Linked DNA regions of Homo sapiens: region 1 is linked to region 2. A link is a contact called in ENCODE Hi-C or POLR2A ChIA-PET data. All regions are on one chromosome and are shown on one strand. The core of a region is the stretch at or near the end of the contact, and the rest is flanking DNA. Distances in the headings are between cores, read along the strand shown. Region 1 holds the start of MIR137HG (MIR137 host gene). Region 2 holds the start of PTBP2 (polypyrimidine tract binding protein 2).

Region 1 (3,933 bases), core at 821-3,320, 1.3 Mb after region 2:
ATCATTTTCTTGACATGTTACTTACAGATGGAAAAATCAACATGAATTCTAGGTTTTATGAATAGATGTTTAATATATAATGTCTGAACCTAAAATAACTAGAAAGAAAACCAATATAGCCCAACTACCAGACTGTTTTACATTATTTTCAGATAACTCTTAAGTACACCACTTACAAAAGGACAGATACCAATAAAACAAATAAATAAGCACTATTTTCTGTTGTTACCTAACATAGGTATAAAGTGGAGCTTTTCTCTGGTGCTAGACAAAAAAAAAATTCAGAAAGCTGACAGGTTCTCTTCAGCTTGAACTCCTAGAAACAAAAGCCCTTAGGGAAAGTAATGCAATAGTCTATGAGCAAAGTGTACATTTGCTTCTGCACTCTTCTATTTAAATCTCAACTAATATTAAAAGGAAAACAAGAAACACACTATACAGATAGGCTTGGATTTAGTAAATGGAACGTTATAAACTCAAAAGGATGGTCAAGGGAGGCACACACACACACACACACACACACACACACACACACCCCAATACACAGGGCATCAGAATCACAGCATAAATACCCACACAGCTTTTCAATGCTTTCCAAGTAGTCTCCTTCAGTTTTGCTTCCTCACAATTAAAATAAAATATATACACACACTGACCCACAGACTCGCACGCTTTAAGAAACTAGAACAACGCAGTTGATATGCTTTCTTTCTACCCAAGTAGCAGTGCCAGCCTTTTCCCTACCTACCCAATGTTCCACCAGCTTCAGCACCTGGACGAATGGACAGCTCAACCCGGGCCGACTGCCGGCAGCACTCGCAGCAGAACTGACGCTCTGAGCTCTAACCAAAGCTCTCTCGTGCTTGAGCGGGGCAGCCTGACTTACGAGAACACCATTTCCTACGAGACCACTGCCGCTGGGTGCATATTCAATTCAAGCCTCCTTAAGCTGTCGGATTTCCCCCACCCATCCACCCTCCCCCCCTTCTCCACCCTCCACACAAAAACAAAAAAGGGAAAAAGCCCAATACCATCAGGGCGTTTGTTGATCAACTTACACTTCGCTTTTGAATATTTAGATACTGCTAGCGGAACAATATCAGCGGAGGCTTAGGTCCGCATTAAGTACCTTTGTTCATCGACTCCTGCAAGCCATGTTTATTAGAATCTACATTTCTCTCGCGCCCCAATAACTAGAGGTGTGTTTTGCGGGCAGGGGGCTTTCAGCACCTTTTGATCTCTCAAGGCCACCGCGACTGATTGACGGTTCCCAGTACTTTCCTATGCTATCCCCCATACTCCAACACCCATCCCAGTTAATCGCTTCGCAATTTGCAACCAAAAATACATAAAGAAACGCGACAAAGCAATGGGTTTGAGGAAATAAGCCAATTAAGCTAAAGCTGAAATGCCTCTCTCTCTCTCTCTCTCTCTCTCCCCCCCTTCTCCCTCTTTCTCTTCCCCCTTGACTCCCTCCCTCTCCCTCTCTCCTTCCCTCTCAAGTAGAAAGGGGGAAACACCAAGGAGAGAGAAAAAATCGGGAGGAGGGTGGTAGTCGACTCTTACAGTCAATGGAAAAAGAGTATACACATCTTTACTGAATAATACTCTCGTTCTCAGACAAAAAGAAACACATTTTTCGATGTAAACATAGTCTGCCTCTGCCATACATCCTACATCCTTTACGTTTGCTGAGATTTGTCTTGCTGTATGGCAAAGTAACTGTCACAAATCCATCTCGATTGAAGTGCTTACCCTCTAAATCCAGGTTTCAAGCGGAACTCCAACTGTGTGTAGAAGCCAGGGAGTCATCTGATGTGCAGTGAGGTAGGCTCTGGGCAGTGTGAGCTGCTTCTTCTCTCCGAGTGCCGGGTTACAGTGTTAACAAGCCTTGGGAAGGGACCTCGGCGCCTCGCGCTGGCTGTGCCCCAGTGCCTTCGCGTGGTGGCGGCTTGCTCATGCTTCCGAGGAGTCCCAGGCGATAGCCTTCAGCTGATGCGAGCTTCCAGAAAGGAGTGGGGAAGGGAAAAAATCATCTAATGCAATCAAATCGATCTGATCTACACCATCTGTCGCCTGCCACTATACACAAACGTTAAAATAGGAAAACGGAAAACACTGACAGCCGAGAGGGTTGGTCTGCAAAGAGTTCATTTTTAGCAGAGCATAATTCGATATGGTCGGCGTACAGTTACAAAAGCTGCTGTTAACCATCCAGTAGTGGATCCCAAACATGCTAATGGTGGATTAATTGAGGAAGATCTGACGTGCAAGCTTCATAGTCTCTTATTCATGACTTCCCAATGGGAAAGGACCAATGCCTTGTGGGACTATGGTAACATACAGTCAAAAAGCTGCTAAGAAAATGGCTGTGTGTTCACAGCACCTCTCTCTGATAACAAACATATGTCGACTAAAATGGTTTAGTAGAATGGGAGGGGGTGTTGGAGAATAAAATTTTCTTTCCCCGTGTAAGCAATCCCCATTTTCTTTTCTTAAAGAAAAGCAAAAACAGATATGATCTCTTTACCATAGTGGGGGGAAAAGGATGTTTTAAAAGGTTTTTATCAAGATCAAACTCTGCCATATAAAAGAAACGGAACACTCCTGTGCAGCAATTCTTTAAAAAAAAAATCTATTCTCATTTTTTTCCTTACTGTGATCAAAGTAGATCCATAGCATGTGCAGTATACAGAAACTCAGTCCAGTTAATCCCACCAGGATTGATTCAAGGTTGTTTAATGCCAGGTACCCTTTTGACTTCTTAAAACCAGGATGCCTTTTGGGGAAGGCATTTTGTATCATTTAAAATTGACATAATGAACATTAAGTATGATTGCAGTGAGGAGATGAGAAGAGTTTTCCTTTCTAATTCTGTAATTACTCTCTCTAGCCAAAACCCCTTTTGGTCTGTTTCCAGTCTTCCCAGATCAGTTGATGGGGAAATATAGGGATGGGGGAGGGAGTGGAAATACCGAGAAGGAGGGAAAGAGAGTGTGGATTATCGATAGCCAATAAATTCTATTCCACTTGTAATAGAAAAATATATAGCAATAAAAGAGATAACTCACTAATTGTTGATCGTGATTTTAAGTTTAAACCAGTTTTAAAAAATAATGTTTGATACATGGAAAGAAGACATATTGCAAACAATGGGATGACTGCCCCCCACCCATTTATAGTTATAGGTTTAAAAAATATTGAAATAGGGTTTATTATCTAGATATGTGACTATCTTTTATTAAATATATCTCAAAATTCCATATTTCCTCTGATTTTTGTCATCCATTTGAACACTGAAAACTATGGTCACTTTGATTCTGCTGTCTTTTCTTTGGTAACATACATTACATAAATTCTGTAGTAAACAATTAGTGTTCAGGAAAATTCTAAAGATGAATGTGTCTCCTAAAACTTTGATAATCTCTTTAAGGAAAAAAAAACCTAACAGTTATGAATTAAATTAGTCTAAAAATATAGCTTGAAGACAAATCAAACAATTTACCTGATCTTTTGTTTCAATATACATTAATTAAGCACTCTTTCCAACCTACACAACATTCCAGGGTCATAGTCAGATATTCAAGTCTAATAGTTCAGCAGCCTTTGTTGTCATTCGTGTCAAGCTATTGCCCCCTGCAGGTTAGGCTGAAAGTGCAGGCAGAATTTGGCCAAGTCCTCAGGAAATTGATGGTACACAAGTTACTCAGTCTCTCCCAATATTTAACTAGAGTCAACTTTTTAAGTTTGCTTTCATTATGGTTTAAACTATTTATTTACAGATAGGTAGTACATTAAGAAAAATGCTCTTTAAAGATGTGACTTCAGTTTTTCTTCTGAGAATTTAGCTGCATTGAGTAAACCATCCACTTTGTTGTGATACAAGGAGCATTTTGACACATTTAGTATAGTTTTCTTCATCTTCCCTTATCC
Region 2 (3,994 bases), core at 170-2,669:
GGGAGGCTGAGGAGGGCAGATCACCTGAGGTCAGGAGTTCGAGACCAACCTGACCAACATGGAGAAACCCTGTCTCTACTAAAAATACAAAGTTAGCTGGGCGTGGTGGCGCGTGCCTGTAATCCCAGCTACTCGGGAGGCTGAGGCAGGAGAATCGCTTGAACCAGGGAGGCCGAGGTTGCAGTGAGCCGAGATTGCGCCATTGCACTTCAGCCTGGGCAACAAGAGCGAGACTGGGTCTCAAAAAAAAAAATTCTAAAAATTATACACAATATCATTTAGTATATGAAATTCCAATTAGCAAAGGATAAGAGCTTTGCCTGAAGGAGACACAGAAAAACCCAGAGTGAGTATTGAGAGTAACTGGAGGGACACAGGGAGTATTTGTCATTTTTCAGAATTAGAAGTGCATTTGTCCTTGTGTGTGTTGGGGGTGGAGGTGAAGGGTGCAGGAGAAGGATGGGTACTGGCAAAGTCGCTACTCACTGAGCAAATTTTCAAGCGGGTGCCTTTCCCAATTTTGTTGAGCCTCTGATAAAAACACGTTGAAGTAAAATGTCCACTATAGTATCAAGTAAAAATTGAGACCGTAAGATATAGCAAAGGGAGTCAATTTGCATAGCCCATTTTAATGCTTCTACTTTCTCTAACCAATCTGAAGACTCAGTTGTTCCCACTCCCATCTCCACTTTCCCTTTCATGCCTCCAAATGTTAAACTCCAACTATTGTAGCATTTTAACACATGGCTCCATTTGTGTCTATTTCCACCTAGCGTATTGTGAATATTTTCTACAGGCGCACACTAATCACCAACTGAAGTGAGAATCACATTTTCCTCCACTTGGCTTGGTACTACAGGTCTTGAAGCAAAAGCCTGTATTTCAGTCTGAGGAGTTCTACTTGCTTGAGAAAGTACTGTTGTTACCAAGTGGTCTCGTTCAGTGGGGTAAAGATTTTTGTTTTAGAGGCTGGAGCCGGTCTGCAAATAAAAGATGGCTTAGGAGAAAAGCTATCCAATGTTTTTTCCTTGGCCCGCATAGGTTGACGGTAGCCAAGCTGGTACTTGGCTTGGAGTGAAAAGTGGAGGCTGCCTGGGGGCGTCCTGCAGTCAGGGCAGAGAGAGTGTGGAGAGCTGTTGGGAGGTGTCCCACCCACGCCCCCACAAGGAGGGGAAACCAGGTCGCCGCGGTCTGCAGCAGAACGCCAGGTTCCAGAGGACGGCAGGCGGAGGGCGGAGGGAGAAAGGCGCGCGAAGGCGCGGAGGAGGCGTCGGCTGCGGCGCCCACTCCCCCTAGTCCCAGCGCCCTGCCGCTCGCCTCCCGCTGCCGGGCGCCGGCGCGCTCGGCTCTTTCCGCCGCCGCCGCTGCCGCGCGGTGGCCCGTGCGCCTCGGCACCTTCGGCAATTTCCGTCGGGCCCCAGCCGCCATTTTCTCGCCGCTTGTGTGGCTCGCTGGCTGCGTGGCTCGGTTCTTGTGAGCGAAGCTTTGTCCGGTTCGGCAATGGACGGGTATGTAATCGGGCCGGCGAGAAGGTGTGTGTGAGAGAGGAGTTGGACCGTCCTTCGGCCCGGTCCCGGGCCGGGGAGAAACCCTCCCGCGGCCCCTCCCAGGGCTGGGCTGCCGTTACCCAACCCCCGCCCCATCGCACACACCCCTCCCTTTGCTTCCCCCGGCGGGCTTTGGTCGAGAAAATGAGAAGAAAGCGGGCTTGGAGGCTGGGGAGGCATAGGGGCGATGGCGGGGGTGAGGATCCCGGAGTGGGAGCGGGCACCGGCTTGGCGGCGGGGGATGGGGTGGGAACCCCATAACGTCTCCCCGGTCTGTCCCTGCCCCCTCTAGGAGCCATTTCGATCCGTACCTTGGGACCCGACCCTTGGGTTAGCGGTGCCTGTGAGAGCGAGTGGGATGGGCAGAGACAGGCCTTTGGATTGGGGGAGCCTCTAGGGGAAGAGGAGAGAGGCACCCCATGTGGACCCCAGCCATGAGCAACCTCTCCGGCCTCGCCCGGCCCTCCGTGGTCGGGAGAGATGCCGGTGGCGGGAGCTCCGGGGAAAGCCTAGTGGGAGCCGCTGGGGAAGGGGGGAGGGCGTGCGGCGGCGGGAGGAAGGGGGAGGGCAGATGTCATACTCCTTTGTTTTCATTTGAGTCTGGTAGTGGGGGCGGGAGGGAGGAAAAAATGCCTTTTTGTGGGGACTGAAAACATTCAAGGCTTGGCAAAAGGGCCCAGAAATTAAATCATCTAAAAAACGAAGTGTTTGAAGCCGACATCAGTCACATGGGCAAAGGCCAACAGCAATGGCAGAAACAAGAGCAGATAGTCAACAAAGGGCTATCTCTTTAGCTACTTTGGTCAGTTTCTGGAAAAACGACTATAAAAACCCAGAACCATGCTGCATCTTTGCGAACCTGAGTCAAGACGGAATGCTGAGTGAGGTGAGAGGCAAGACTGTGAAATGGTAGGGACCGATGTCTCGCTCATATGCTTCACACCTGAAAAGACTCAGTAATTTAACTCAATGTTAGAAAGGGGGCACGCTTAAGGTCAAAAATACAGCAGTATGCAGCTCTTTTGGGAGTGTAAACATAGTATCATTTAACAAGTACATTTATTAAAATCAGTGAGTATTTGAAGAATCAACAATTTGGTTAAGCGCCTAGAGTTTGGTGTGTTTTAAAAGGTACTAAAAACAAGATTTTATAAAAGTTAACACAGTCTCACAGAATTCAAATCATCCTAGATGTTACCTAAAGATTATTTTCCAGATGAAACAAATCCAGAGAAGTTCAGTATTCCCCCCAGATCAACACGGAAATTGATGTCAAAACTTGCACTAGAATTCATGTTTCCTGATTCCTGGTTCCTGTGGAGACTACTAAAGAGTTTAAGCGTTAAATTATTAATCTCAGTATACTGGCATTGTAGAAATGGCATAGTGTTTTGGGTTTTGTTCTTTTTGGCTATTGAATGTGTTGTTAAAAAATACCACAAGTTGTCTCACATTTGAAAGTTACTTTTAGAAAACCAGGTTGGTAACAGTACAGGTAAGTCACGGATCATCTGTGGTATTTTTTATCCCCATCTGTGTGTGAGTGGCTGGAAGATTTATGAATGATGGACTATCCTAAAAAGTTTTAGAGCCAAAGAGTGAGTGATTAGAAGAATAACAGGAGGTTGAAACTACTTATTTTTTCTTTGCAGAATCGTCACTGAGGTTGCAGTTGGCGTGAAGGTAGGAAAATACTATGTTTGAAACTGGGATTGTTGGATCTATTATCATAATTACTGGAAAATTTTAGCTTTTGCTTTTGAAAACTATAACGTAGCTAACAAAACCCAAGTGTAAAATGTTTCCTTTCATTTGTAAAGTTGGACCATATAAACAGTTTGTAATCACCATAAGTTTTTCTAGAACTGTCAGTCTGTAAGAATAACCTTTTAAAGTAAGTATGAATGATCAAGAAATTGAAAATGCTTTCACACATGGCTTCTTGTAATATAAAACGATACCCCAATTTTCTGAGGGGAAATAATGATTTTAAATGGATGGTAAGTGGTTTGACCTATATCTTATAATTTTGTTAATCTAAGTTTTTTGTTTTTTATTACTTTTTGTCATGAAAATGAATATATTTTGGTTAATAATAAAGCACATTAGAAATGAATTACACTGATCCTTAAAAAGGAAGTTGTTGAGGCAGTTAGCTTCAAATTTGAATTAGAAGTTAAGAGCTGGTTTGTCTATTAAAGAAAGTCTTTATGGTAGAGATCCTTTGGAATCCTTCCTTTTTGGCTAAGAAAACTACTCATCGTTTAAACTTTAGTTCTAATGCTTAACATTTTCTTGAGTACTTGCAACTTTTAATGTCATGATGTATTGTAATTTTTTTTTGTTTTTTGTTTTTTTGAGACGGAGCCTCACTCTGTTGCCCAGGCTGGATGCAGTGGCACGATCTTGGCCCACTGCAACCTCTGCCTCCTGGGTTCAAGCAGTTC

What was found. Hi-C counts contacts between places; a loop is a spot of excess contacts on that map. ChIA-PET counts read pairs that join two places held with the same protein, here RNA polymerase II (POLR2A). Pooled maps may share reads with other maps.
Region 1: a map of IMR-90 shows a loop between it and region 2 (8-fold over the local background). The contact joins the promoter of MIR137HG here to the promoter of PTBP2 in region 2. A Hi-C loop is called at or near these places in 6 of 168 maps with a recorded cell type or tissue (CD4-positive, alpha-beta memory T cell, IMR-90, chondrocyte and 2 more), 2 of 37 single-sample maps with no recorded cell type and 13 of 50 pooled maps. POLR2A ChIA-PET finds 5 or more read pairs at or near these places in 1 of 52 experiments (activated CD8-positive, alpha-beta memory T cell).

What each region holds. Positions count from the first base shown.
Region 1 is chr1:98,047,623-98,051,555 of GRCh38, forward strand. MIR137HG (MIR137 host gene) reads right to left here and starts at 2,071. Exons shown (of 5, transcript NR_046105.1): 1 at 1,756-2,071.
Region 2 is chr1:96,720,365-96,724,358 of GRCh38, forward strand. PTBP2 (polypyrimidine tract binding protein 2) reads left to right here and starts at 1,420. Exons shown (of 14, transcript NM_021190.4): 1 at 1,420-1,508; 2 at 3,200-3,230. The coding sequence starts at 1,501. RefSeq lists silencers at 1,186-1,385, 1,616-1,895.